4 separate regions of the Homo sapiens genome follow, and regions 2, 3 and 4 are each linked to region 1. A link is a contact called in ENCODE Hi-C or POLR2A ChIA-PET data. All regions are on one chromosome and are shown on one strand. The core of a region is the stretch at or near the end of the contact, and the rest is flanking DNA. Distances in the headings are between cores, read along the strand shown.

Region 1 (7,368 bases), core at 1,621-4,120:
TATACATAGAATATTAGAATAGATTATTCCGCCATAAAAAAGAAAATTCTAACACATACAACAACATGGGTGAAACTTAAAGGCATTATGCTAAGTGAAATAAGCCAGACACAACAAGACAAATACTGTTATGATTCCATTTATAATACCTAGAGGTACCCAAAGTAGTCAAATTCACTCAAACAGAAAGTAGAATGGTGATTGCCAGGCACTGGGGGGAGAGGCAATGGGGAATGTACTTAATGCCACTGAACTGTATACTTAAAAGTGGTTACAATGGTAAATTTTATTTTATATACATTTTAATTCATTCACTGCCCCACCCCACCCCCCCCCCCAAAAAATGTAAAATTTAGAGCCAGACTCTCTGGGTTCAAACTCCACCTCTAGGTTATCTTATGCAAATTATTAAACCTCTCTTGTGCTCAGTTTCCCCTCTGCAAGATGGAAATAAGAACAGCAGTAATTACCTTATATCACAGAGTTGAGGGAATTAAATGAGTTCATACTTGTAAAGTACTTAGAACATAGTAAATGCTCAAGAGGTGTTAGTGATTTTTATTCTTTGGTGAGGGGGTGGGAGGTGTGGTTTCCAAAGGTTATAATTTTCATGACATTCTACACCCAACCCGCCCCCTTCCTCCCACCTGCTTCTTTCTTTCCCTTCAGCAGAAGCCTGGCCTAGATTTGGGGAGGCCCTTGCCTGCCCCAGAGGAGATTGGGAAGGCTCCAGGCAGTGGCAAGGGGCCAGCCAGCAGGGCAGCCCCAGCTCAATTTCAGCCCAGCTGTCCAGGTCAGGGACACCCAGCTGGGCCACCTCCAGAGCCACACCAGGCCCTGAGCTATTTCTGGAGGCCTCCCAGACGCTGGTGCCCTGGCCTGCCCAGGAGTCAGCCTTGCTCAGGGTGGCCTTGCACTAACATTAGGAAGGGAGAAGGGAGTAGGCTGTGGAATGGGTGTGGATGTGGACATCTAGGCCCACTGATACCAAGTTGATCTTCTAGGCCTAGGTCTGCACTTGAGGTTGCAAAATGGGGATGAAGGATTTTGCAGTGAGGACAGAATGGAAGATAACACATGCAAGGTCTTGGGGAAGGGCCTGGCACGCAGGATTAGAAAGGGGAGGGGGAGGCAGATCCACAGCCAAGCCCACTTCCTATCCTAGACTGCCCTCTGCCCAGGCCTGAGTGCACCATCATGACTTCTTAGCTCAGCCCAGAGACTGAAGAAACTTACTCAATGTCACAGAGCAACTCAGGGACAGGGCAGTGGTTTCATGATTTATAAATATGCATATATATACACATATATACATATATACACACATACATATATATACATATATGTGTGTGTGTATATATGTGTGTGTGTATATATATATATAGAGAGAGAGAGAGAGAGAGAGAGAGAGAGAGAGAGATGGGAGGACTGCACTTCATGAAGGCTGTGTGAGTTAACCTCCTGCCTGCAGAACACACAAATGGTCCATGAACGTTAGTTTCAGTCTTGATTACTGAGGTTTTGGGCATCCCTAAATTTTGCACTGGCTCAATTGCCTCAGCCCCTGCCTTGCATCACAGTGGGAGAAGATGATACATTTGCTAATAAGTAAAAAAACCAAAACATGCAAGAACCAGAGCAGGGCTTATGAAGTCAATAAATAATATTTGTTGAAAGAATAAAAGAAAGCCTTGTTTTCTTTCTGAGTCCTCGGAGATCCTGTCCCCCAAAGCCAGGGGCAGGCTCCAGAGGAGAGAGGATATGTAACTCCCTTATGAAGAGATTGAAGACTCTCAAAATGCATGATTCTGTGTGTCAAGGATTCTAAGATTGAAGCCAGAGGGACTAGGAGCTAACCACTGCATTGTCTGACTGTGACTTCGAAAAGGGGCTTAACTTCTTAGAACCTCCGTTTCCCCACCTACAAAAGGAGACTGACAATAGCAACCTAGGGGGCAGGGGGTGTCCCCAGGAGACACAGCAGGGTCTGGCCTAGGTCAGCTGCTCCACCTGGGGGGATTCCGGCCCCACTCCCAATTCCAAAGTCTCTGGTGACTAGTGGCTTTGGTTTAGGGACTGGCTCTATTCCCTTCCCCAAACTGGGGATGATTCCCAAGAGGCCAGCAGCGGCTCTGGGGGCTGGAGAATCTGCTGCCCCTGCATCCAGCCCAGAAATGTCAGTCCCGTCCGATCCCCAAAGAGTGGTCCTCTGTCCCCGTAGACAGAAAGGCGCCAAATGAGCCGAGTCCAACCCCGGACTGCGGAGAAGGAAAGACAGACGCCCAAAGGGGGTATCCCGAGGACAGTGTGGGGCGCGGGGATATGTGATCCAGCCAGGGGTCTACAGGTCCCTGCCGATAAAACGCTGGGAAAATGACTACCAGTTGCCCGTCTGGGCCTCTCAAGGCAAGTCCAGATGTGACTAGACTAGGGGGCTGCGAGGTGGGGCAGAAAGACTTGAACTGGATTCTCCGCCAGAGCTCGCCGGGCCGGGACACTTGCCTCTCTGAGCCTCAGAGTCCTCATCTGTGAAATGACACGCAGGTACGACGCGGGGAGAAAGCAGACAGCAGACGCTCGGGGAACGGGGCCCCCAGACCCGGGGTCGCACCCGGACCCACCCGCGCCCTCACCTGGAGCCCGCGCTAGGCGTGTCCCGGCTCCTCTCGCGCAGGCTTTGGAGAGGCTGACAGCTCGGACCCGGGCCGGTAGTGGCCGCTCCCAACGACGCCCAGGAGGCCCCAGCCCCGCGTGGGCACCTTTGGGGTCCCCTTTGGAGCTGCCCTCCGCGGTCGAGCTGAGCGGGTGGCCCTCACTGTCGAAGGCCCCCACCGCAGGGAAAGTCCCTGGGGCGCCGTGGAAGGGGAAGTGAGCACGCCGCCCCCCTTCACACCAGAATGGTTCGCCCCGGACTTCCTGATTGGTTCCTCGCTTCCGTTCGAACGGCGCGCCGCCAGGGTTGCCAGGCGACCGCTTAGCTTCCCCCGCCCGAAGGAGAGGCGCTGCTCAGCAGCTCCGCCCGCTCCTCCCAGCCGGCCCCACCTTCTTCCTGCCGCCGCTTCAGCCCCGGCGCCTGGTTCTTTCCCTTCCTCCTCCTCCCTCCCGCGGCCAGCTGGGACTTCCTCTAGGACCCCAGCTGGAAGAGCTCCAGTTAGAGGGCCCTGGCTGGTTCCTAGTCCTGACTTTGACGCTAACTCCCTATGTGACCCGGTGCAAGCCCCTTCCTTTCTCTGTTCTCCTAACTGCATGATGATGAGTGAGTTAATTTTAAAATGTGCATACCCAGCAGTCCCGAAATTTACAAAGGAAATGACCAAAGATATGAGCAAAGATTAATATTGCTCAGCCTTATTCATCATAGCAAAATAATGGAAACAACTTCAATGCCTCTTGAAAGGGATTGGTTATATAATTCCATCCTGTGGAGGAGCTAACTTAATTGAGCTTTTTGCATGCCGGGTAGCTTTACAGAACAAGTCTTGTCAAGGCTTATGACATAACCCTCTAAAAGTACTTTTAATTATTAACACTTTATTTATTTCTTTATCTTTTTCTTTTCTTTTTTTTTTTTTTTTTTTGAGATGGAGTCTCACTCTGTCGCCCAGGCTGGAGTGCAGTGGCAGGATCTCAGCTCACAGCAGCCTCAATCTCCTGGGGTCAAGCAATCTTCCCACCTCAGCCTCCCAAGTAGCTGGGACTACAGGTGTGCACCACCACACCCGGTATTTTCTGTATTTTTTGTAGGGATGGGGTTTTGCCATGTTGCCCAGACTGATCTTAAACTCCTGAGCTCTAGCAATTCTACCAACTCAGCCTCCCAAAGTACTAGGATTACAGGCATGAGCCACGCCACCTAGCCTAATTTTTCCCACTTTCTGATGAGGAATATTATGCAGCCATTAAAAGTGAAGTAGCTACCAGGAGCAGTGGCTCACACCTGTAATCCCAGCACTTTGGGAGGCTGAGGCGACCAGATCACCTGAAGTCAGGAGTTCAAGACCAGCCTGGCCAACGTGGTGAAACCTCGTCTCTACTAAAAATACAAAAATTAGCCAGGCGTGGTGCCACATGCCTGTAATCCCAGCTACTCAGGAGGCTGAGGCAGGAGAATAGATTGAACCTGGGATGTGGGGGATGCAGTAAGCTGAGATCATGCCACTGCACCCCAACCTGGGCAAGAGATCATCTCAAAAAGATAAAAATAAAAGTGAAGTAGCTAGAAGATATTTAAAGATAGGGGGAAATGCTAAGTATTAAACATTGGTTTATTTATGTTTTTTAGAGACAGGGTCTAGCTCTGTTGCCCAGGGTGGAGTGCAGTGGTGCAATCATAGCTCACTGTAACCTAGGTTGAAGCAATCCTCACACCTCAGCCTCCAGAGTAACTAAGACTACAGGCCCGCATCACCATGTCAAGCTACGGGTCTCGCTATGTTGCCCCAGGCCAGTCTAGAACTCCTGGCCTCAAGTGATCCTCCTGCTTTGGCCTCCTGAATTTCTAGGATTACAGGCATAAGCCAATGCACCCCTCCCAAATTTTTTTGAAGTACAGTATGCTTCAAAACACTATGTACAGCATAAATATGTATTAAATACATATGTATATGTGTATAATCATCTATAATCACAGCAGTTAATTTCTTCTTTGTGTTTTTGTGAATTTTCCAAATTTCCAATACTTGAACATGTCAAAAAAGTATATTTTTAGGGGGATTAGAATGAATTAACTCTAAGGGCCTTTAAGGTGAGGAAATTTTATAGCAGTCAGTCTGAATTGCTCAATTTGGAACCAGCTTCTCTGTTTCATTCCAGCTGGTGTCTTTTATTCTTTGTTTGGATTGCCAATAATTGAGAACTTACTGCGTAAACCCCTGGGTGGGCAGGGGAGGGAGCTAATAATATATCAATAGCTAATAATGATTGTACACTCTGGCATGGACACCAACCAAATCAGAGCCAACCACTGTCATAAACAGGGAGTCTGCTGTATCCGTGAGGACCAGCTAAATATCAATCCTGGCCCTGTGCCCTCTGCTACATTGTGTTAGGGCTTTATACACATCATCTCATTGGACTTCATGACTATCTAAGGCGAGAGATCCTGCTATTATTCCCATTATATAGATGAGAAAACTAAGGTCGGTCTGGATCCAGAATGAATTCTCTGATCCACTCTGTTACATTCCCTTGTAAACATGTGAGAACTGTTTGGGAGTAACAGTGAGGTAAGGCAAGGGGGATCCTGTGATCCTATAAGACACAAGAGAAGATTGAGCAGGTAGCTTCAGCCTAGGGAGACTTCTTTTTTTTTTTTTTTTTTTTTTTTTGAGACAGAGTTTCACTCTTATCGCCCAGGCTGGAATGCAATGGCACGATCTCAGCTCCCTGCAACCTCTGCCTCCCAAGTTCAAGTGATTTTCCTGTCTTAGCCTCCTGAGTAGCTGGGATTACAGGTGCCCGCCACCATACCCGCTAATTTTTTGTATTTTTAGTAGAGACAGGGTTTCAGTATGTTGGTCAGGCTGGTCTTGAACTCCTGACCTCAGGCGATCCACCCACCTCGGCCTCCCAAAGTGCTGGGATTACAGGCGTGAGCCACCACGTCCAGCCCTAGGGAGACCTCTTTAAGAAAAAATTACAGATATGAAATTAAGTAATAAAGTGAAGATTTGGTTAGAAAGAGACAAGAAACCACAATAAGGTGGCTCATGCCTGTAATCCCACCACTTTGGGAGGTCGAGGTGGAAGGAGTGCCTGAGCCCAGGGGCTTCAGACCAGCCTGGGCAACAAAGCGAGATCCCCAGCTCTACAAAAAAATTTTAAAAAGAAATTAGCTGGCCAGGCATGGTGGCTCATACCTGTAATCCTAGCACTTTGGGAGGCCGAGGCTGGTGGATCACCTGAGCTCAGGAGTTTGAGACCAATCTAGACAACATGGCAGAACCTCATCTCTACTAAAAATACAAAAAATTAGCTGGACGTGGTAGTGGGCACCTGTAATCCCAGCTACTTGGGAGGCTCAGCCAGGAGAATCACTTGAATCTGGGAGGCAGAGGTTGCAGTGAGTCAAGATTGTGCCACTGCACTCCAAGCTGGACGACAGTGAGACTCCGTCTCAAAAAAAAAAAAAAAAAAGGAAAAAAGAAATTAGTCAGGCATGGTGGCACGTGCCTATAGTCCCAGCTACTCAGGAGGCTGAGAGGGAGGATTGCTTGAGACCAGGAGGTTGAGGCTGCAGTAAGCCATGATTTCACCACTGCATTCCAGCCTAGATGACAGAGCAAGACCTTGTCTCCAAAAAAAAAAAAAAAAAAAAGAGAAATTGCACAAACGTTACAAAACGCAGAAAAATAACATTCTTTTTATTAGCTGCCTGTCTCAAACACATCTGTAATACTTTCCATAAACTAGCTGCTGGCTCCGTGTATACATTCAAACCTCTCCTTCACAGTCTTGTGGAACTGAGTGCTGTAGGACCATTCATATATCTTGAGATATAACCTCTGATCCTGAATCTTGATGCCACGACAAGTTGAGTCAGCTCAGTATGCTCGGTATGGATATATTCCTGGAAGCCATTTCAATACCAGGTCAGTTAGTAATAATTTTTCACAAAAGTGACTGGAAACAATATAAATATATCCCACTAAACCCAAAGTAAATGTTAAGGTCCTTTTAGCAAGATGCCCAAACTGCTCACACCAACCCCAACATCATCTGATGCAAAGGGAAGTTGGAATGAAAGGAGATAGTGGTTTTAACAGAATGAGGTTAAGATGCCTTACATTGGTAAATTTTACAGAAGCACATGGCCATGTGAACACATCACTAGGGTGCTTCCCAGACCTCAACTTCCCTGTTATTAACCAGGAATGACAACAATGGTGTTGACCAAATTCTTCTCTGAGATATGTAACTTTAATCAGGGTTGGGAGATATTTGAGATACCTGGATAAAGGCCCTGCTCACTGACCCTTGCGTCTTCAAGTTTGCCTCTGCCATGCACAGCCGAGAGCTTAAAATTAGACAAAACAAAAACCGAGAGGCCCATTCCTAGATTGAGAAAGTGAGGCAGAGGGCAGAAGGAACTTGTCAGGATCCCAAATTAGGCCATGTAAAGAGAGATCATCTGGGCGCACTCAGATTCTAGAATTGTGGGCATCTTTATGTGCCAACAGCATATTGGTCTTCTATTTTCAGGACTATATTAAGCACCTGGTGCCAATTCAGAGTATTCAAGTCCTCCCAGTCCTTCTCCTCCCCCACCATGGGGAGTGGTGAGAGAGAAGAAAAAGGCGGATAAACTGTCATTAACTACACCCAGATCAGAGAGAACTGGGCGGTCTGTATGGCCTTATCCTGACCCAG
Region 2 (7,368 bases), core at 2,921-5,420, 2.6 Mb before region 1:
CAAGTGAATAGCCACATGGAAAAGAATCAAGTTGGATCCCTGCCTCACATCATATAGAAAAATTAATTTGGAATTAATCAAAGATCTAAAATGTAAGAGCCAAAATTATTAAACTCTTAGAAGAAAATGTAAGAGGTACGTCTTCATGACTTTGGATTAGGCAATAGTTTCCTAGTTATGACACATAGAGCACAAGCAACAAAAGAAAAAAATTGATAAACTGGATATCATTAAAATTTTAAAGTTTTGTGTTTCAAACAACAATATCAAGAATGTGAAAAGACAACCCACAGAATGGGATAAAATTTTTGCAAATTGTATTTCTGATAAGGTACTTATATCTAGACTATATAAAGAGCTACCACAACATAATAAAAGGACAAGTAACCAAGTAAAAATGGTCAAAAAATTCGAGCAGACATTCCTCCAAAGAAGAGGTATAGGCCAGGCACGGCGGCTCATGCCTGTAATCCCAGCACTTTGTGAGGCTGAGGTGGGCAGATCACCTGAGGTCGGGAGTTTGAGATCAGCCTGACCAACATGGAGAAACCCCGTCTCTACTAAAAATACAAAATTAGCTGGGCGCGGTGGCGCATGCCTGTAATCCCAGCTACTCGGGAGGCTGAGGCAGGAGAATCGCTTGAACCCGGGAGGCAGAGGTTGCGTTGAGCTGAGATCATGCCATTGCACTCCAGCCTGGGCAACAAGAGTGAAACTCCGTCTCAAAAAAAAAAAAAAAAAAAAAAAAAGGAGGAGGTCCAAATGGCTAATAAGCACATGAAGAGATGCTTGACATCATTAGCTATCAGGAAATATAAGCCAAAACCACAATGAGATACCACTTCATACCCTCTAAAATGGCTATAGTGAAAAAGATAATGAGTATTAGGGAAGATATGGAAAAATTAGAACCCACATATGATGCTGGTGAGAATATAAATGGTGCAGCCACTTTGGAAAACCGTTTGGCAGTTCCTCAAAAGGTTAAACGTAGAGTTACCATGTGATCCAGAAACCCACTCCTAGATCGCCAAGGAAACAAACTGTGTGTCCACAAAAAAACTTGTACACAAATGTTAATAATAGCATTAGCTACAAAACATAGCAAAACAGTGGAAACAATCTGACTGTTCATTAACAGATAAATGGATAAGCAAGATGTGGTATATCCATTCAATGTAATAATATTCAACCATGAAAAGGAACAAAATTCTGATACATGCTGCAACATGGATGAACCTTATAAACATTATGCTAAATGGAAGAAGCCAGTCATGAAAAACCATATATTGAATGATGCTGATAACATGAAATGTCCAGAATAGGCAAATTAAAAGGTTAGTGGTTGCCTAGGGCTGGGGTGGTTGGGAAGAAATGGAGGAATGACTGCTAATAGGTACAGGATTTTCCTGTTGGAGTGATAAAAATGTTCTAAAATTGATTGTGGTGGTGGTTGCACAAATCTGTGCCTATACTCATTGATTTTTTTTTTTTTTTTTGAGACAGGGTCTCACTCAGTCCCCCATGCTGGAGTGCAGTGGCCTGATCTTAACTCACTGCATCCTAGACCTCCCAGGCTCAAGCGATCCTCCCATCTCAGTCTCCTGAATAGCTGCGACTACAGACACATGCCACTATGCCTGGCCAATTTGTGTGTGTGTGCATATATGAAATATATTTGTATACATAAATTATAATATAAATATATATTTTTATAAATAAACTATATATATATAGAGAGAGAGAGACAGAGAGATGAGGTTTTGCCACGTTGCCCAGGCTGGTCTCAAACTCTTGGGCTCAAGAAATCCACTTGTCTTAGTCTCCCAAATTGCTGGGACTGCAGGCGTGCACCACCACGTGTAGCCCCGTTGAATTGTTTTTAGAGCTGATTTTCAGAGCTTTTGCACCGATGGGAAGTTATCTCTAAATAATGGTGGTTACTTGTTCATGACTCTGGACTTGAGCTAAAAAATTGATCACTGCAAGCATAGAAAGAATTGAAAGAGTTGTATTTGATAAATCTCATGACGGTGTCATAGCGTCTGTCATAAGTCCAAACTCATACCAAATAGTAACTGGGAATTGAATCTTGAGCTGTGAACTTTGAACTCGGACAAAACAATAAATTGAACTCAATATCTGATGCAAAAAAAAAGTGAATTTCTTCTCTGCTTGCAAGGGAGAGCGGTACTTGTAAGGTACAGCCTCTCTGAACAAAGCCAGAGCTGATCTTATAAAAGGTTTTGAAGGCCGGGCGCGGCTCACGCCTGTAATACCAGCACTTTGGGAGGCCAAGGCTGGCGATTCACTTGAGGCCAGGAGTTCAAGACCAGCCTGGCCAACATGGCGAAACTCTGTCTCTACTAAAAATACAAAAAATTAGCCAGGCTTGGTGGCACAGGCCTGTAATCCCAGCTACTTGGGAAGCTGAGGCACAAGAATCGCTTGAACCAGGAGGCAGAGGTTGCAGTGATCTGAGATCACGCCACTGCACTCCAGCCTGAGCAACAGAGTGCGACTCTGTCTCCAAAAAAAAAGGAGAAAAAGAAAAAAAAGGCCGGGCGCGATGGCTCAGGCCTGTAATCCCAGCACTTTGGGAGGCCAAGGCAGGCGGATCAACTGAGGTCAGGAGTTTGAGACCAGTCTGGCCAACATGGCAAAACCCGTCTCTACTAAAAATACAAAAATGAGCCAGGCGTGGTGGCGGGAGCCTGTAATCCCAGCTACTCGGTAGGCTGAGGTAGGAGAATCGCTTGAACCGGGAGGCAGAGGTTGCAGTGAGCCGAGATCGCGCCACTGCACTCCAGCCTGGGCGACAGAATGAGACTCAGTCTGGGAAAGAAAAAAAAATGGTTTTGGAAATATTCGCCTTCAGGGATTGGCTGTCTTTCCGAATCAGAAGTGGAGTGCGGCAGCTGAGTACCCACTGACTTTCGGAAGCCTGGTCGCTGGTGTCAGGCACTTGTTGATTGGCTATTGTCGGAGGCTTAGAGCGGTCACTGATTGGCTGACTTTCAGAAGCGTGGGGTTGTCATTGATTTACTAAGAAGCATAGTTACCGGAGTGAGGCTATCGCTGATTGGCTGATTTTCAGAGCTGCTGCACCGACGAGAAGTTATCTCTAAATAATGGTGGTTATTTGTTCACGACTCCGGACTTGAGCTAAAAAAGTATTTTCCTTTCTTGAATATGAAAGACGAGCACTTTAAATTCCTACTCCCTTCTGGTCTTCCCTCAGCCAAACCTGAAGGAGACACCATAGGGATTGTCCAAATCTTCATTAGTGTAGGAAGGATTTTCAGCCAGTGTTGTAATTTAAGTGATCTAGCACCAATTACTGTGGGAGAAAAATAGCTCTAATTATTGCAATTTAGTGTAAAAAGATGAATACAGGACATTTAAGGCATTCCGACGAGGTCAACGAAGGACGCAGGCCAATAATCATTAAATACGTCCTGTATATACAGGACTCCTGGCAACTATCAGTGCAGTATTTCCCAAGTTTCTTGTACATGTCCCTGCAGAAACCGGTAGAGCTAGGATCTTAACAGTAAAGGTTAGGGGTCTTCTGGGATCCTGTGCGCCTCTAACGCTCATGCCCTGCGCAGGGCTGGGTGCGCACTGCTGCGCTAACCCGAGGCCGGCTAGGAATCTATTGGATGTTTGAAGGGTGGGTGCGGAATTGATGACCAGGAAGCGGGAAGACACCGTTCCGGAGAACAGGGAAGCGAGCCGGGTACTGGGGAGGTGCGCTGGGTACTGGGGAGGTGCGCTGGATCCTGACGCCGGAGCGGAAGACTTCGCTGGAGGCCGGGGCTGGTCGGGCGGGGCGGGGCGGGCAGAGGCGGAGGGGCGGGGCCGGGCTGGGAGAGGCTCCGCCCCCGGGCGCGTCCGTGTGCGTGGCCGGGGGGCGCCGCGCAGAGCCCCGCTCTATGATGCCGGGCTTGAGGACGAGGCCGGGCGGCGCTGTGGCAACCCTCACCCTGCGGACACGCGCTCCCAACATCCGGTCCGGCGGCCTCGCAGCTTAAGAAGTGGGGTCCCTGTGGCCGTGCGCCGACCCCCAACTCCAGCCGCTCCCAACGCCCCCATCCGCTCTCGGTGCGCGCGCCCCCTCCACGCCCCCGCCCCCGCCCCCGCCGGGCCCGCGCGCCGCGCCCCCTCCCACCCGGCACGCCCTGCCGCCCCGCCCGGCCGCAGCTAGCGTGGAGCCGCCCTGCGGGCAACTGAGACCCTCGCAGCTGCACCGTCCTCCTCCGCCGCCAGTCGTCCGCCGCCATGGACGTGTACCCCCCGCGCCGGCAGGGGCTGCCCCGCGCTCGGTCCCCTGGCGGCTCCAGCCGCGGGTCACCCTCCGTCAGGTACGCGGGGCAGAGGCAGCCGAGGGGCGGCCGGGCGGGGGATGCGGGCTGTCGGGGTCCGGCGACGCCTCCCGCCGCAGGGCGTGGTCCGACATGGCTTCCTCGGGACGGTTCTTTGCTGAACGGCTCAGGGAGGAATTTTTCCCAGGAACGGCGCCCTCTGTAGAGGCCCCACAATGGCTCCCCTTTGGACAACCCCGCAACGGTTTCCCCACAATGGCTCCCCCACAGACAACCCTGCAACGGTTTCCCCACAATGGCTTCCCTAGGGACAGCGATTCCCTGTGAAGACACTGTTATGACGTCCTCACCCCCATAGAACGTTTCTCCCAGGAAGGATTCTTCTACACAGAACCCCACAGAGGCTTCCCTATGAATAACTCACTCGCCTTCCCCAGGGAATGTTTCCCTCAGAAACTGCTACTCTACAGACCTCACACCTCCACACACACAATAGCTCCCTCGTGTAGAACCCCCAAATGGATTACCTAGAAAGCCCCCTCCCGTGGGTCTCTAGAGCCTTTGCCCTTGACAACGGCTTCCTTAAAGAGTGTCCCCCGCCCCCTACGTACATAATGACAGCATCTCCCCTGTCGCGCGTTTCCCCAGCTCCCCCTGCCTCAGCCTGCATCGCGACGCCCCCTCACTCCACAATAGGGAGCTCGGGTTGGGAGGAAGTAGAGGTATTAGGGACGCAGGAGGAAAAACTGGATAAATAGGGGAAAGAGGCCTAGAACCTCCGAAAGCGGCGGACGCCAGGCCCCTTACCGTAGAGACACAGTCCCAAGCTACCTCAGTATGGGGAGGGGGTGATCGTGGGGAGCGTTCCCCGCCCCCTTTAGATATAGGAAGATCCGTTTCCGATTTCTGTGCCCTATGCGTTTGGTGCTGATCTTGTTGGTCTGGGCATTGTTTGTGATGGAGCTGGTGTGGGGCGCCGGCGCAGTGTGGAGGTTGGAATGATGGAGGGGTTGCAGCAGAGACCTTTGAGAAGGAGAGGGAGAGGGGGAATGCGAGCGATGAGCTTTGGTACTGCTAAACTGTCATTAAAACAGGAGAGGGTTTTGTTGTTGTTTGCTTTTTCTTATTCTAGCCACATAGCAAAGCAAATATATTGTTCCCTTGAAAGGAGGTTGCCAATCTACATGTTAAAACAGTTTTCTTATATTCTTGTTATGGTACTTAAGGCATATGTTTTAACTTTGCTTGCTGATCTGATTTTTGGGGTTGTTTGTTTGCTTTAACTAGACCAAATTATTGGAGAACAAGAAACTGATTCTTAGAAACCTGTTTCTTTTTTACTTCCCTGCATTCCTTTCCACAACCCAGAATCCAGTATATGTTTGTTGAACAAATAAAGGATAGAGAAGGTGGGGGGTAGATACCAATGAAACATTGCATTTAGGAGTCCTAAATTGCTTCGAATCTGTCAGGTGACATTTTTGAACTCCTGCTCTGCCCTTCAGTGTAATTCCTTGTGGGCTTTACAGTTCCAAGTTTAACTGCTTATAGTAACGCATCTCCAATCCTTTGCAACATTTCTGCCAGTTTCACTGTCTGAAGCAGAAAGTATTTGAACTTGTATAGACATTGCATAGGATACTTTAGAACAGCCATCCGTTAAATCTAGGCTCTGTGTGGACTTGAGGTTTATCCCAGATCATCTTGAGCTTAGGAATTTGGATTTGAGTCTGTTGAGATCTTTAGGGGGAAAAAAATCATCTCTACCTTAGAATCTGTCTCTTAAATGCTGCCTTTCTTGTTTTTAGTAGCATGGCCATGTGCTTTTTATTTATTCTTTTAAAGGTAGTGATTCTATGTTCAAAGAAGTATGCTGGCTCACTTTACTGATCATACCCGAACTCCAAATCTTCTATCAAGTGGTTTGAATAAAATTTGATTTCAGACAAGGAATAGTGCAAGGAACCCCAAGGCCTAGCTGCCCCCAATACCTTTGGTGAAAGAAATTTGCTGAAGGCTTCCCTCCTTTCCCCACTTCTACATGATTGAACGTGCTTTTCTTGCCCATTCAAGCCTTTCCCTTACTCTTGACATTGAATGTTACTAGCACTTTCCTGTCACCCATATATGGCTTTGCTGCTGACTGCTGAGTGATGGAAGGGGCAAACCTAACTGGTGAAGTGACATTCCTAAGACCCATAGATAGTACTCTGCAAGTGTATGGTTCTAGCACGGTAGTTCATTTTCACAGATGGAGAATGGAGATCAAGAATTAAAATATTGTTACTCAGAATGAGAGGCTTCTCTTTAAGCATGTGATAGTCATCAGTCTTACCAGGTATTTTTGGTTTCTGTCTCTTGAGCATGTAGTAGAATTTTACTTGCTTGCTTCTTTGAAGTTAGGTATGGCCTTAAGAGTTGCTTTTGGTCAGTGAAATGCGTGGGAATACTGTGTAGCCTTTCATGGTACAAATTTCTGTTGTGTAGTTTTCCATTCTCTTTCCTTCTGTCATGGTAGCTGTTGGGGCTGCAAATGGCAGCCACCCATCAGTCAAGGCCCCAGAGCTAGCTTCCAGGTGACCTATGCTTGACAGGTAGGTTGAGCAAGAAGTGAAACACCACCGGGATTTTGGACTTATTACCAAGGTATAAACTAACCTATCTGGATCAATGCTAAGGAACCAGTGGAAATCTAGCTGAAAGATACTTTCTACTTCAAAATGTTTTTCTGTAGAGCGATCTGTTCCTGCTTGAAACTTCTTTAATAGTTTAAATTTCACTGTTTATTTATATAAATTATGCAACAAGTACTCTGTTAGGTGCTGTAGAGTCAGATAAATACAGCAGTCCCCTGCCCTCAAATAACTCTTTTGTAAAGGGGAAGAGACAGTAACAGTAGAAATCATAATATAGAATAGTGAGTCATAAGTACTGAGGAAGAAATACGGCCGAAAGAACAATAATACAAGAAGGCCTAGTCGGTTTTTGCCTCAGCTATTGAAAGAATGGAGTTGCCATTTATTAGTATTAAGAACACTAGAAG
Region 3 (7,368 bases), core at 4,869-7,368, 2.4 Mb before region 1:
GGATTACAGGCGTGAGGCACTGCACTCGGGTTCCAGCTCCTTCTTTAAGTGAGGGCAATATTCTCAGCCAGAGGTTTGGGGTCTCATGCCCACTGTCCTGCATGGGCTCTGTTCAGGGTGGACTGCCTGACTGGTCTGGCCTCAGGATCCCAAACCTTTTTTCGGCAAAAGGCTCTGGTTCCTGAGAAGGCCACTCAGTCCTGGCACCAAAGTGACATCAGTCCCTCCCTACACTACAGGCAAATGTAGGTGTCCCTAGTGATTACACCCCACTGGTCTGCCTCAGACATATCCAGTGGGTGTCATCCTGATCCCCCACACATGACCCCCACTCCATGGCTATGGCTGATTGAACAGGGGCAAACTCTTGATTCAAGCAAAGCCAGTCGGAGCTGATATCTGGTAGAAGCCTCATTGTTCCATCCCCCAGCAGGGAAGAAAGGGGAAAGATATGAACAGGAATAGGGATCAGCATCCAGAGAGAACAAGGACAAGTCAGCTTCTTGAGAGAACTTCAGGTCCTGTGGGACACGATAACACTATATTCCCACAGGAGTCATCTGGTGGCTTACATGAGCTCCCTGTGTGTTTCTGTTACTTGCTAGCCACAAAGTCCCTGCAAACAGAAACTTTAGATCCACTGCCTCCTTTACTCCTCCTCTCTATAGCGCTGTGAAGCAAATGTCCTGCATCATCCCCATTTCACACACGCGAAAAGAGGTTAGAACATTTCAGGACGGTGGTGAGGCACGGACTGCTCAGTGTGGAACTCCGTCCCACGCCCTCTCTGGGTCCTGCTAGCCCTGGCCCAGCAGCGGGATGTGGATAAGTCCCAGAAGAGTGTCGGGACACTGGGTTGGGGTCTACTTCAATAGGTGACCTTCGGGGCGGTTGTTAAGAGCCCCGCTACTCCTCCGGGTCCCGCAGTCGCTGACCACACAAGCCCTGTGTCGGGATCTGTCGAGACCCTCGTTCCCTCGCCAACCCCGGGGCGCCCCGATTCTGCAGCCACTCCCTTCTTGCGCCCCAGCTTTTCCACACAGCCGGGTCAGGACCCATTCTTCCGGGCTGAATTCTGTTCTCTCTCCATGCCTCCTCCCACGTGCTTCCCTCCTCCCGGAAGCCCCTTCTCCGCCCTATTCCCAGCCGCCTCCCAGTTAGCCCCCAACACCCTCCCGGCACCTCCTCCAGCTTCTTGGCGTTCCCCGTTACAAACACGATCTTCTTCCCCACCAATGAGGCCGCCATGGTGATCCCCGGTTACCCAGCTGAGCCACCGAAAACTCCTTGGCGTCCAGTGACAGAAAACTTCCGGCTGGTGGCGGAAGTGAACGGCTCAGTTTCCGGCCAGGGGTCCCGGGGAAAGCCGACCCGGACCCCAAGGCGCGTATCGGGCGAGTGGGCTCGCGGTGGCGGCCTAGCCCACAGCGTCCGATTTGCTGGGGGCCTCCCGAGCCTGGAGACTGAGTGACCCACCCCTCCTGCCTAAGGGACGCTATCTTCAAGAACCGGAAGAGACCACTCCCACCCCCACCCCGCCCCTGCTTTCGCTCTTCTCTGCAATGGGGTCTCCGAAAGGAGAAGACTGCAGCCCTGTGACCCTGGAGGTTTGCGCTCTCCTATGCTGTCTCAAAAAACTGCCTCCTTCTAGGCAAGGGCTTCCAAACCCTCATCCTGATCTCACCTTCAGCCTTACCCGCCAGCTATGATCCACTCGACTGTGAACTTAAACTCGGCATAGCCTAAAACAAGCCCAAACTTCTCACCCGTTTTCACTCCTAGGCTTGAGAGCTCAGTATGTAGAGTTCCTCACTTCCTCATCCCTCCAGCCTCTCAAATCTATCACCCCTTCTCCGTGGCCACCGTTTCAGCCAGATCTTTGCATTCCAAACACAACAGAAAGTAGGAAGTGCCCTCTCAAAGGTGGGTCTGCTGAACCTCTGCTGATACTCTCTTTGCAGCAAGTCATCTGACCTCCCTCCTCCAGAGACTCAGCCCTCTGCCCCCCGCCTGGACCCCTGTGTCAGTACCTCTTGAATGGCCACTTCTGCCCATGGACAAGAAAGGGAGGGAGTCTGAGTTCTTACCAAGCTCCTCAGGCCATTCTGATGCTCATCAAAGTGTGGGAAAGCCCGGTGGCTCACGCCTGTAATCCCAGCACTTTGGGAGGCTGAGGCGAGTGGATCACCCGAGGTCAGGAGTTTGAAACCAGCCTGACCAACATGGAGAAACCCCATCTCTACCAAAAAGTACAAAATTAGCTGGGCATGGTGGTGCATGCCTGTAATCCCAGTTCAGAGAATTCAGGATTCAGGAGAATCGCCTGAATTCGGGAGGTGGGGGTTGCAGTGAGCGGAGATCGTGCCATCGGACTCCAGCCTGGGCAACAAGAGCAAAACTGCGTCTGAAAAAGAAAAAAAATGTGTGGGAACCACTGCTTTGGGTGGTGACCTGTTTTCTTTTATTGAAGTAGAAACACTAACCATTATGCAGAGTCCCTAGAGGAGTGGCCATGGGGATTTGGGGGCAGAGGAGGGCTTGGGGGACATCAGTTACCCCGAGGAGCCTGAAAAGAAGAAAAACAGCCCACCTTACATGGATGCCTTTCTTGGATCTTAGCCAGCTCAAGCCCCAGCTCAGGAAAACCTTCCCTGAGCTCCCTTTCATCTGCTTGCATAGCACTGACCTCTGCACTGCAAATAGATATTCATTTGTGTGATTCTGTTTTCTCTTCTAAAAATCCTAATGGTAAAAACCATATCTGTTTTTGCTCACCTCTCTTTTTCTTTTTTTTTTTTTTTTTTGAGACGGAGTCTTGCTCTAGTCACCTGGCCTGGAGTGCAATGGCATGATCTTGGCTCACTGCAACCTCTGTCTCCTGGGTTGAAGCGATTCTCCTGCCTCAGCCTCCTGAGTAGCTGGGACTACAAGCACCCCCCACGACGCCCAGCTAATTTCTGCATTTTTAGTAGAGACGGGGTTTCACCATGTTGGCCAGGCTGGTCTCGAACTCCTGACGTCGTGATATGCCCACCTCGGCCTCCCTAAGTGCTGGGATTACAGGCATCAGCCACTGTGTTTTGTTGTTGTTGTTGTTGTTGTTTTGAGATGGAGTCTTGCTCTTGTCGCCCAGGCTTGAGTGCAGTGGCACGATCTCGGCTCACTTCAACCTCCGACTCCCGGGTTCAAGGGATTCTCCTGCCTCAGCCTCCTGAGTAGCTGGGATTACAGACATGCACCACCACACCCAGTGAATTTTTGTACTTTTAGTAGAGGTGGGGTTTCACCATATTGACCAGGCTGGTCTCAAACTCCTGACCTCAGGAGATCCCTCCACCTCAGCCTCCCAAAGTGCTGAGATTACAGGCTTGAGCCACGGTGCCCAGCCTCACCTCTCATTCTTAAATCCCAGCTCCTGGTACATAGTAGGTGTTCTGTAATGTAAGATAACTAGCTTGGGCACAGTGGATCACTTGATCCCAGGAGTTCAAGACAAGCCTAGACAACATGGTGAAACCCAGTCTCTACAAAAAATACAAAAAATTAGTTGGGCTTGGGGGCACACACCTGTAGTCACAGCTGTTTAGGAGGCTGAGGTGGGAGGATCACCTGAGCCTGGGAAGTCGAGGCTGCAGTGAGCCAAGAGTGCCACTGTACTCTAGCCTGGGTGATGTGAGTGAGACCCTGTCTCAAAAAACCAACAAACAAAAAGATCACAACTGACATCTATAATTACAAGTCCATAGATAACTTTCTTTTTCATTCTTTTATTTATTTATTTTTTTTGAGATGGAGTCTTGCTCTGTTGCCCAGGCTGAAGTACAGTGGTGTGGTCCCGGCTCACTGCAACCTCTGCATATTGGGTTCGAGCAGTTCTCCCACCTCAGCCTCCTGAGTAGCTGGGACTCCAGGCATGCACCACCATGCCTGGTTAATTTTTGTATCTTTCTTCTTCTTTTTTTTTTTTTTTTGAGACAGTCTCACTCTGTCGCCCAGGCTGGAGTGCAGTGGCGCGATCTCAGCTCACTGCAAGCTCCGCCTCCCGGGTCCCCACCATTCTCCTGCCTCAGCCTCCCAAGTAGCTGGGACTACAGGCGCCCACCACCACGCCTGGCTAATTTTTTTGTATTTTTAGTAGAGACGGGGTTTCACCGTGTTAGCCAGGATGGTTTTGATCTCCTGACCTCGTGATCCGCCTGCCTCAGCCTCCCGAAGTGCTGGGATTATGGGCATGAGCCACCACACCCGGCTAATTTTGTATTTTTAGTAGAGATGGGGTTTCTCCATGTTGGTCAGGCTGGTCTCAAATTCCCGACCTCAGGTGATCCACCCACCTCGACCTCCCAAAGTGTTGGTTGGGATTGTAGGCGTGAGCCACGGTGCCCAGCTTTTTTTTTTTTTTTTTTTTTTTTGAGACTGAGTCTCACTCTGTTGCCCAGGCTGGAGTGCAATAGTGTGATCTCGGCTCACTGCAACCTCTGCCTCCCGGCTTCGAGAGATTCTCCTGCCTCAGCCTCCCAAGTAGCTGGGATTACAGGCACCCACCACCACGCCAAGCTAATTTTGTATTTTTAGTAGAGACAGGGTTTCACTGTGTTTGTCAGGCTGGTCTCAAACTCCTGAGTTCAGGTGATCCACCCACCTCAGCCTCCCAAAGTGCTGGGATTACAGGTGTGAGCCACCTCGCCCAGCCCATATTTTTTCTTTTTCTTTTTCTTTCTTTCTTTCTTTTTTTTTTTTTTTTGAGACAGAGTCTTGCTCTGTCGCTCAGGCTGGTGTGCAGTGGTGCAATCTTGGCTCACTGCAACGTCCGCCCCCTGGGTTCAAGTGATTCTCCTGCCTCAGCCTCCCGAGTAGCTGGGATTACAGGCATGTGCCACCACGCCCCACTCATTGTTTGTATTTTTAGTAGAGACAGGATTTCATCACGTCAGCTAGGCTGGTTTTGAACACTTGACCTGAAGTGATCCGCCCACCTCGGCCTCCCAAAGTGCTAGGATTACAGGGGAGAGCCACCTCATCTGGCCCGTATTTTTTCAAATCCCTTTCTCACCATTGTTCATTGGTCCTGAATTTATTTTTATTTATTTTTATTTTCTGAGACAGGGTCTCACTCTATCACCCAGGCTGGAGTGCACTGGCATGATCATGGCTCACTGCAGCCTCGACCTCCCTGGGCTCAGGTGATCTTCCCACCTCATCTTCCCAAGTACCTGGAATCACAGGTGCATGCCACCACACCTGGCTAATTTTTGTATTTTGTAGAGACAGGGTTTCATCATGTTGCCCAGGCTGGTCTTGAACTCCTAGGCTCACCTCTACCTAGACTTCCCAAAGTATTGGGTTAACAGACGAGCCTCTGTGCCTGGCTCCTGAAATAAATCTTTACTTCTGTTATCATGTATACAAAAAGCTTAATAAATTCCAGTACTGCCCTCCCCTCCCCTCCCCTTCCCCTCAAAAGAAAGAAAGAAAGAAAGAAATTCAGTGTCACAGATACAGCAAAACCCCAACCCGCTTCCCTCCTCCTAGAGGTAATCGCTATCCTGAAGTTGGTGTGCATCAGTCCCAAGCCTCTTTTCGTACTTTTTCCACGGTTGTTTCCATAAACACTATGTGGGATTGTTTAGTGATTTTTAAAACATATATAGTCCGGGCGCGGTGGCTCACGCCTGTAATCCCAGCACTTTGGGAGGCCAAGGTGGGTGGATCACAAGGTCAGGAGTTCGAGACCAGCCTGGCCAACACGGTGAAACCCCCATCTCTACTAAAAATACAAAAATTAGCCGGGCGTGGTGGCGGGCGCCTGTAATCCCAGCTACTCGGGAGTCTGAGGCAGGAGAATCGCTTGAACCTGGGAGGTGGAGGTTGCAGTGAGCCGAGATCGCACCACCGCACTCCAGCCTGTGCGACAGAGACTCCGTCTCAAAAAAAAAAAACATACATAGATGTTTTCTACTGGACATACCGTCTGCTATAATTTCCTCTTAACATTGTGGGTTTCTTTACACCCCCCAAACTCATTTTAATGTCTGACATTAAAGCCTCTCTGTGATGTGCCGCTGGGCGGGGCTCCGAGTAGTGGGCGGAGTCTAGATTGGGAAATAGGGGCGGGGCCTATGAGATCCCGGCCTCAGGGTGGACGCAGTGGTTCTGCACTGAGGCCCTCGTCATGGTGGCGCCTGTGTGGTACTTGGTAGCGGCGGCTCTGCTAGTCGGCTTTATCCTCTTCCTGACTCGCAGCCGGGGCCGGGCGGCATCAGGTAGGAGATGCCGCTGCACCAGGGTTGGTGGTACCGGGTTTTCTGGCCTTCTGAGCCTTTGTGGACCGTCGCGCCGCGGCTCCTGCGCGTGCGCACCTGGGCGGGCGGGACGCATGCGCGTCCGTGCGCTAGTCGTGTGCCGGGTGGGGCTTCCGCAGTGCCCTACCTGGAATCGGTGGCCGCGCCGCTACCCCTTTCTCTCGACTCCAAGCCAGAGTCTGGCCTCATCCCTCTCTTCACCCCCGGGAACTCCATACCTCCAAAGGCCTGAGGCCCTGGCCGGCGCACACTCCCATCCGTCACCGTCGGGGCCCTTTCCCTCTGCACCTGTTAGGGAGGCCGCAGGGGTTTTCCATTCCTCCCAGCCTGGCTCCAGAGCAGGTGCCAGGAAGGGGGCATCTGAATATTTTCTGCCTGTCCCCCACGAGCTGGAGAAGCGCGAGGCGGCTCCAGGAAATTCCTGAAGCTCTCTCCCTTCCCGCCAAGGAGAGGGCCCACTCTCCCTCCCCAATCCGCTCCCCGATCAGAAGGCCATGTCATTGGCCAGGGCACAGAACAGATACACCCATCCTCCCTCTTTCCCCCCATTTCTGGTCAGCGGGCGGGTTTGTATATGTGTTTTCCTGCTCCCTGGGCCCACAAGCTACCTCTGAGCACCTGCGCGCTCCCAGGAGCGGAAGGGACACGCTGAGGGAAGGCGGAGATCCAGCAGGTCTTCCCGGGGGAGGCTCGGCCACCGCCGGGAAGTGTACTCTCTGGCTGGGGAGCCAGATAAAACCACAGGTGGTGTTAGGCGAGAAATCAGTGGATTCCTGCAGGGGGTACTCGATGAGAGCTGGGGACATCAGGATAGGGGCCTCCTGACAGGCCAGCTGGAAAGGTGGAGCCGGGAGGGGAGAGGAGTATTCACACAGGCCCGAGGGAAGGGCTGAGCCCCCGCCTGGGACCAAGCTGTGGGCCTGGTGGAAAAGGCCTTGCCAGTCAGACTGAGAAGTCGGGGCCTTGTGCTGTGGGCAGCAGGCCGCTAAGCAGAGGAGGTGAGGCTTCCGGGCTGCCGCTCCTCCTGCCATGGGCCGGGCTGGGCTTATAGGCAGCATTGTCATTT
Region 4 (7,368 bases), core at 2,208-4,707, 2.0 Mb before region 1:
TAAATTCAAAGAAACTGGCTAGAATCGCATAGGGTGGGGGAGGATTTGTGGAGGAAAAGTAGGCATATAATAGCTGAAAAAGCATCGTAGTTGATCCTCCTGAATTCTCCAAAGATCATCTATCCAGCTATACACTTTGGGGGAGAGGATAAATTGGTACAACCCCCCAGAAACGGGTGGCAGTTTGGCTCCATGTCTGCAAATCAAAAATGCAGACATATCCCTTGACCCAGTAATTCTACTTCTAAAAGCATATTGTTCAGATAACTTTGCAAATGAGCACATAACACAGTATGTACAAGGACATTCATTGCTGTAAGAGAAGAACCTGGAAACAAATATTTAACCCAAAGATGTTACAGTACAGCCATACAACTAAATAAGTAAAAGCATGTCAACAGAAAGAACAAATAACTCTCTATATATGTTGATAATAGAATGATTTCCTAAATATGTTAAGTAAAAAAACCCAGTAAGGTGTGAGTGGTACGTCCCATGGTGGGAGGAGTATGGATAAGCAGGCACATATTTATAAAGCAACAGTGTCTATGGAAGGCCATATAAACTGAAAACTTCAGCCATCTCTGGGGAGGAGGTTAGGGAGACAGGAGACTTGGGGCCAGGGTAGGAGGGACATTTTTCTCTATATACTCTTTTGTATTGCTAGAACTTTTGAATTTTTCTCTCATCTGCATTAATTATCTTTTCCCAAAATTGAGCAGGATTCTCTCTACACCTTCCTCTGGGTCTAAGAGGCTGTGACTCTACCTCTGTCAGACCCAACCAGTGCCTCCTATATTGCAGGGGCATCTGCATTTGGCCCTATATTGCCCCCAAATGATCTTTCCAAAATTCTTTCAGCCCAAGTCCCTGACCTCCTTTAAATCCTCTAGTAGCTCTCCATTGTCCTTACCTGATCCAGCTATGATTAACCTCTTCCCTCCTCCCCAAGGACAGTGGATTCCTTCCACCACCAAGTTTGCTTGTGCTGCTCCCTCTTGCCTATGTGTGCAGTCCACCACGCGCAAACTCCTATGCATCCTTCATGATCCGAAGGCCCCCCCGTCCCAGGAAAGCTTTCCCAAATCACCCAGGCAGGGGATGCTCCCTACACAGCCTGGCAGAGGCTCTGCAAATACACGGCCAAAATTCAAATCTTGACTATTCCCTCATTTGCCCACTGTTTGGCCTCAGTTTCCAACCCTGTAGAGTAGGAATAAGCCCTTTTATGACTGTTGAAAAGACTGAGGGAATTCATGGAAAACATTACATAGCTTGTCACAAGGCAAATAAAAAATAGCTATTATTATTATCACAATCTTATAGCACCTGTGATGTATTTATATCCACCTGTCCTACATTAGACTCTGAGTTCCTCAAAGGTTAAGGACTGACTTCCTCACTTTTGTATCCCAAGCAATTCACCTGGCAAAGGGAAGACACATGAATGTACTGAAGTCAGAGGGGTGGTTTTTCTGGTTCTGTATTTCACCCAGATGTTAAGTGGCTAAACAGAGAACAGGCCCCGGGATCCCACCATGCCTTACAATGCACGGTATCAGCCAGGTCACTTTGAGCAGGCAGAGGTGAAAAGAGACTGAAGGGCTTTTAGTCTTTCAGAGACAGTTTTTTGGAGGCCAGTGGGATATGGGACCTACCAGTTCCCACCTGCTGACTGCTTATGGGGGCTGGGTGGGATGGACATGGGGAAGCCGGGAATCAGAAATACTAAAAGTCCTGGGCATGTACTCCAAGCAGGCCTTCAAAACACGAAAAAATCTCTTGGGAAGTGGATACCGGGAAATAAACAGAGCCTAGGCATAAGAGAGAAGAGATTGGAAAGAATCTACAAGACAACTTGGAGGATTCTCCCACCACGGGAGATAGAAAGGTGGGCAAGACACAGCTCCTGCCCGCAAGAAGCTTCTCAAATGAGAAGAACTTTAAAAGAAAAAGTGGAGCTTGGCAGGTAAAGGTGGGGAAGAAAGAGGATCACATAAAACAAAAACATCCCAACATGTGAGGGGGCAGTCAAGCAGCTCTGAATACTAGCCAGCAAGCGGGATGAGGGGAAGGAGAATTGGAGGATCCGATTAGGCTAAAAGTAAAGGAGTAAATTGAGGCAAGATTGTCAAGGGCTTTGTATGACCTGATAAGGCATTTTAGGCTTCATTCATCCCATGGGAAAAAGAAAAGCGAGGGAGTTTTTAAGTAAACAAGTGACAGCATCAGATCTGTTTCTGAAAGGAGTGGCCAGGCAGGAAGATGTTCGCCCTTTCCTAGTCAGTCCTCCTCTCGCCCACCATCTTCTGTTTCTCAGGCTGCCTGCACAGCTAGCAGGTGGCAAACGAAGCCATCTCCAGGGTGATGTGGACTGGTTCTAGAGCCGGAATCCCTCTCCTGAGCAAAGGCTTCTGATGGCGTTCACCCTGCAGAGGGTGGATTTGCACATTCTTCTTTTCCTGTCTTACAAATATCATCAGTGATCTCAAAAATAAAAACGAAACCCTCAAGACAGGACTCTGCTCTGCTATTTTTTTTTTTTAATCTTCAGGAGATATAATTAGTAACTAATTTTTTCAAAAAAAATTTTTTATTTACCGAAAGTAAAAAGGGAGGGGACCTGCGTTCTCAATTGGCCTATTCTGAATTCTGGGCAGCTCTCAGCCCTTATTTCCCTTCTTAAACAGCCTCAACAGTTGGGAGAGGGCGGCAAGGAGAGGGGCCTGGGAGACGGGCCGGGGGACCGAGGGAGGTGGACTTGAAGGGAAAGAAAAGTTGGTCACTGCAAAAGCAAATTTTCTCATGCCAAGAGTTTTCCTCTTTCCTCCCATTAAATGGACCTGAGCAAATTCTGTTCTCGCCGTTCTAAGTTTCTTCTCTGAGAATCAACTCTGGCAGTGCCCTGGCCTGGTCCCAGAAGGACGCATGCAAAGTTCCTGGGCAGTCGCGAGGGGTCGGCACTCGGGCCGGCACGTTTCCGGGGACCCCCTCCCCGCGACGGACCCGCAAGGATGCACAATCAACCTGCAGGCGCCCGCAGGCTTCTACCCGGAAAAGATGGCTTAGGGCTTCGGGCTCCGGGCTCTGGGCTGTGGCCCGGGACCCCTCCCACCGCCCCCGGGAGCCGCTCCCCCTTCCGGAGCCCACCCGGGCGCAGCGGCCGCGAACACTCACAGAGTCGGGCGTTGGGCGGGACCGCTGGGGACGAGGACAGCGGCTCCGCCTCGGCTCCGCGGCGGCGTTTCGGGCCGCCACTAGCCCTCAGGGCCGCCGCCCGGCCCGCGGCTCCGAGCCCCGCGGCGGCGGCGGCGGCCTCGCCTCCATGGCGAGGGGAAGCGGCTGAGGGGCGACTGGGCGGGCGACAGTGATGGCGGCAGCGGCCGGGGTCCGAGCGCGATCGCGCGCGCGCGCGTCTCTGTCAGCGCCGCACTCGCCGCAGCCTCGCTCCCGACCCGGCCTTGGCTGTAAGACGCGTGTTCATTGGCTGTTCAGAGACAGGCGCTGGTTGGCCGACAGCGAACGGGCGTCTCCGGCCCGCGCGGGCCCCGCCCTTGCGCTCCGCTGGGCGCTCACTTGCCGGCTGGGGCGCCGAACCCGGTCGCACGTTCTCCTGGTAGCTCCAGAGGGGTTCGCCCCGGGGCTGCCCAGTCCTTCGGGAAGCTGGACCCCGGAAGGACCGGCTGCGAGTGCACCAGTGCCTTCAGCCATTCTACAGTCACAGGCCTCATGACTTGGGCCTTCTTCCCAGTTTACAGATCAGGAAACCGAGGCCAGGCACAAACTACACCAATGTCTAGCCACCAGGGCGGCCTGCAACTCGAGAGCCATCTTCCTAACCCTCTCCAAACGTGATACTGTGGGTCTTTTTTTTCCCTCCCCTAATTGCTGCAAAGAACGACGGATCTCACTGGGGAGGGAGAGGAACCTGCCAAGTCCCTAGAACGGATCTGGCTCCGTGGGTGTCGTCTTATATCAAGTCAGCCCACGCCGTCCCCACCCGAGCTCCAGGGTAATCTCCCCCGCTTTCCAGATGCGCATGCTGGGGCCCCGCTCGCCACCGAGCTGAGTAGAAGCACAACACATGGTGCTCTGCGATGGAGGTGCCTTTTGCGATACGCCTGGCGGGGGAGGGGAGGCTCAAAACGCAGAGAGGAGCCAGAGTGCGCCCTCCCCCGGCCGGGGTTGGGGCGCGTACCCCCTTCCCGGCGCTCCCGGCACGGCGTCTGGTGCGTGACACCCGCGAAGCAATCGCTCAGTCCATCCAGCGGCAGCAGGTTCCTACACGGATCCCCGCGGGTGCTGCAGGACCTGAGCGTCTGCGGCTGAAAGCCGATTACGCAGTCGAGATAGGTGGTGGCAAATGCGACATTTCGCCGGGTTGTGATCCCCAGTAGGGACCCCTGGACATTCCGAGACCCGCGCAGGGCGAGCGGCTGGGCGTCTGCAGGCAAAAGACAGATTGCACAGTAGCGCACAAACCGAGCTTGCGGGTAGGGGACGCTTTATCCCAGACCCAGAGTCTGCGGTTCCCGGGGTAGGTGGCGGCGAGTCTCTCCTCCAGACCGGGCAACCCCTGAGTCCCCCTCACGCACCCCAGGCCGGAAGGAGTCCCACATTCGGGGCGCCCCCGGGGAAGGGTTGTGACCGGCGGCAACTCTTCATGGCAGGAAACACTGCGGCGCAAAAGGGGCTCCCAGCAGCCCCCACCATCTCCAGTCCTACCATCTCCGGTCCCCACCACCGCCTTCTGTTGGGGCGCCAGTTAGGGACTCTGTGCCCCACTCCTCCGTATTGTGGGCTCACATCAGCAGCCCCTACCATCTCCAGTCCTACCATCTCCGGTCCCCACCACCGCCTTCTGTTGGGGCGCCAGTTAGGGACTCTGTGCCCCACTCCTCCGTATTGTGGAATAAGTTAGTCCATGCTAACCAGAGCCAGGGCCTGGGAATATGGGTGGGGCGGGCCTCAGGCCGTCCCCTCCCCAGCAGGGAAGTCTCTCCTTGAGTGGGAGTTGTGACTCTCTCTCCCTCTCAGCAGGGCCAGCCTAGAGGTGAGGGTGAAATGGCCGAACCCGACACCTCTGACCAATAGACACTCCAGCCCAAAGGCCCAGAGTCCACACGCCTACTCTCCTAACGCTCAGACCCCAGTGAGGGTGGATCCTTCCCCACGCCCAACATTCACATATCCCCTTAAGTCCAAACTCAATCTATCCCGCAACACCGAATGGAAAAGTGAAAAGCAGGAAGTCAAAGTGTGAAAACCCCTAACAAGTAATGACTGCAAACGCAGGAGGTACCTCAGTAGCTGGGATAGCAGCCCTATGCTCTAGAACCAAACCCCACCAGCTTACTTTTGCCTTATATCTAATTTACACTATTATTTCTTAATATGTTTCTTTTTGTTGATTAGTTTTTTTTTACTTTTTATTTGTATTACCCTAGAAGGGGTTGACATGCTACTTATATTTTTAATATAACTGAAATAGTGATTGCAGTAAGTGTTCATCTTTGAGATTATCTGAAGGACCCCTTTTGGATATGACCACACTTGGAAAAATTGTTGTTGGGCGTGGTAGTCAAAGAGCCCGGGGTTTCCAGCCCCACCATGTGCTGGGTGACCTGAGCCTCCCTCTGCAACTCTTCCTGGAACTTCCCAGGGCTGTATTGAGAATTAGGCATGTTCAGCTTGGCAAGTAACCCATTCTCAGGAAATGAAAGTTCTTTCTCTCCCCATGAGACAGCTGCACTATGGTCAAAGCATTTGTGGGGTGTGCACAGGGGTGACAGAACTACAGACCAAGGAGAACTACAGACCCTGGAGACCCTGGGAAGGAGGGTTCAGCTCAGCAACCACACAGATGCTGTTTCCATTGGAAGAAGACAGAGCCCCCTCCTCAGCTGCCTGCCTGTAGAGACCTGCCCAGCCCTCCATCCTACTTGGCTCCCAGAGTGTCCTGAGCTCCCTCGCCCATCATCATCACAGAGTAAAGGGTTATCCTGGAAGAGAAGAGAACTGAGGAAGGGAAAGGAGGCAGTTTCCTGTGCCCAAGCCTACCCAAATGGGGGACTGCAGAGCCCTCCTACTCCTAGTCCTGCATTAGTCCCAACCCACAGGAGCACATACCTACAGGTAGGCATTTCGCAGCCACCCCACAGGTGCCCCAACAGTCACAGGGTTTATGAGCAAAGGAGAGGATCAGGAGAGCTGGAGGATGGGGGGAAAGGACTCCTGTTTCTTTAGGCAAGTCATTTCCCCTCTCGGGGCCTCCTTTCCCCTTCTAGTAAATGGAACAATGAGTCATTCTCGCAACAAATACTTATTGAGTGCAGACCATGTGCTGGACACAGCAGGGAATAAGACAGAAGAGGACAGAAGAGGCCTCTGCTCTCAGGAGCTTACATTCTGGATAGGAACACAGACAATAAACAAAAGAACAAGAAAATTTCCTAAATGCTGAAATGAAAATAAAGCAAGGCAATAAGATAGAAAGGTGAAGTAAATGAGAGCCAAGTCCCTTTGCAGGCCACACTGTTCAAACCCGAGTTTTTTTTTTCTTTTTTTTGAGACGGAGTTTTTGCTCTTGTTGCCCAGGCTTGAGTGCAATGGCACGATCTCGGCTCACTGCAACCTCTGCCTCCCGGGTTCAAGCGATTCTCCTGCCTCAGCCTCCCGAGTAGCTGGGATTACAGGCATGCGCCACCACGCCTGGCTAATTTTGTATTTTTAGTAGAGACAGGGTTTCACCATGTTGGCCAGGCTGGTCTTGAACTCCTGACCTCAGGCGATCTGCCTGCCTCAGCCTCCCAAAATGCTGGGATTACAGGGGTGAACCACTGCGCCTGGCCAACCCCAAGAGTCTTTCACTGGAACTTTGTATCTAAGAGACTGGACATACAGCCCCTTACCCTGAGAAGGTGAGTTGTAGGAGCCTTTGCTCGATATATATATATATATTTTTAAGACAGAGTTTCACTCATTGCCCAGGCTGGAGTGCAATGGCGCCATTTCAGCTCACTGCAACCTCCACCTCCTGGGTTCAAGCAATCAAGCGATTCTCCTGCCTCAGCCTCCCAAGTAGCTGGGATTACAGGACCCGCCACCACCCCCAGCTAATTTTTTTGTATTTTTACTAGAGACAGGGTTTCACCATGTTGGCCAGGCTGGTCTCAAACTCCTGACCCCAGGTGATCCACCCACCTAAGCCTCCCAAAGTGCTGGAATTACAGGCATGAGCCACTGCGCCCAGCCTTTGCCCTGATTCTCCCTGCACTGGCTACCACTGATACAAGAAGAAATGTTCCCAGATTCTTTGCCTCCAGCTACACAGTCCTAGTTCCTAGCCCCAATCCTAGCGTCATACAT

The links. Hi-C counts contacts between places; a loop is a spot of excess contacts on that map. ChIA-PET counts read pairs that join two places held with the same protein, here RNA polymerase II (POLR2A). Pooled maps may share reads with other maps.
Region 2: a pooled map shows a loop between it and region 1 (5-fold over the local background). The contact joins the promoter of DNAAF9 here to the promoter of FAM110A in region 1. A Hi-C loop is called at or near these places in 1 of 168 maps with a recorded cell type or tissue (naive thymus-derived CD4-positive, alpha-beta T cell) and 5 of 50 pooled maps. POLR2A ChIA-PET finds 5 or more read pairs at or near these places in 1 of 52 experiments (PC-3).
Region 3: a pooled map shows a loop between it and region 1 (7-fold over the local background). The contact joins the promoter of DDRGK1 here to the promoter of FAM110A in region 1. A Hi-C loop is called at or near these places in 1 of 168 maps with a recorded cell type or tissue (naive thymus-derived CD4-positive, alpha-beta T cell) and 5 of 50 pooled maps. POLR2A ChIA-PET finds 5 or more read pairs at or near these places in 1 of 52 experiments (activated naive CD4-positive, alpha-beta T cell).
Region 4: a loop to region 1 is called in a pooled map, with 10 times the contacts of the local background. The contact joins the promoter of PTPRA here to the promoter of FAM110A in region 1. A Hi-C loop is called at or near these places in 1 of 168 maps with a recorded cell type or tissue (CD4-positive, alpha-beta T cell) and 4 of 50 pooled maps.

Annotation. Positions count from the first base shown.
Region 1 is chr20:829,217-836,584 of GRCh38, reverse strand. FAM110A (family with sequence similarity 110 member A) reads right to left here and starts at 2,870. Exons shown (of 2, transcript NM_001042353.3): 1 at 2,634-2,870. RefSeq lists an enhancer at 854-953, a silencer at 2,470-2,619 and a cis regulatory region at 7,089-7,368.
Region 2 is chr20:3,404,471-3,411,838 of GRCh38, reverse strand. It overlaps DNAAF9 (dynein axonemal assembly factor 9), which reads left to right and starts at 4,170. Exons shown (of 37, transcript NM_001009984.3): 1 at 4,170-4,364. The coding sequence starts at 4,282. RefSeq lists enhancers at 2,769-3,270, 3,647-3,846 and silencers at 3,837-4,086, 4,127-4,366, 4,427-4,506.
Region 3 is chr20:3,203,432-3,210,799 of GRCh38, reverse strand. It overlaps DDRGK1 (DDRGK domain containing 1), which reads left to right and starts at 6,118. Exons shown (of 9, transcript NM_023935.3): 1 at 6,118-6,263. The coding sequence starts at 6,173. ITPA (inosine triphosphatase) reads right to left here and starts at 1,302. Exons shown (of 8, transcript NM_033453.4): 1 at 1,183-1,302. The coding sequence starts at 1,248. RefSeq lists enhancers at 1,107-1,176, 1,059-1,707, 6,207-6,426.
Region 4 is chr20:2,869,570-2,876,937 of GRCh38, reverse strand. PTPRA (protein tyrosine phosphatase receptor type A) reads right to left here and starts at 3,457. Exons shown (of 24, transcript NM_001385305.1): 1 at 3,178-3,457. RefSeq lists silencers at 2,984-3,263, 3,274-3,323, 3,504-3,573, 4,194-4,333 and enhancers at 2,818-3,447, 3,448-4,079, 4,080-4,709, 4,710-5,341.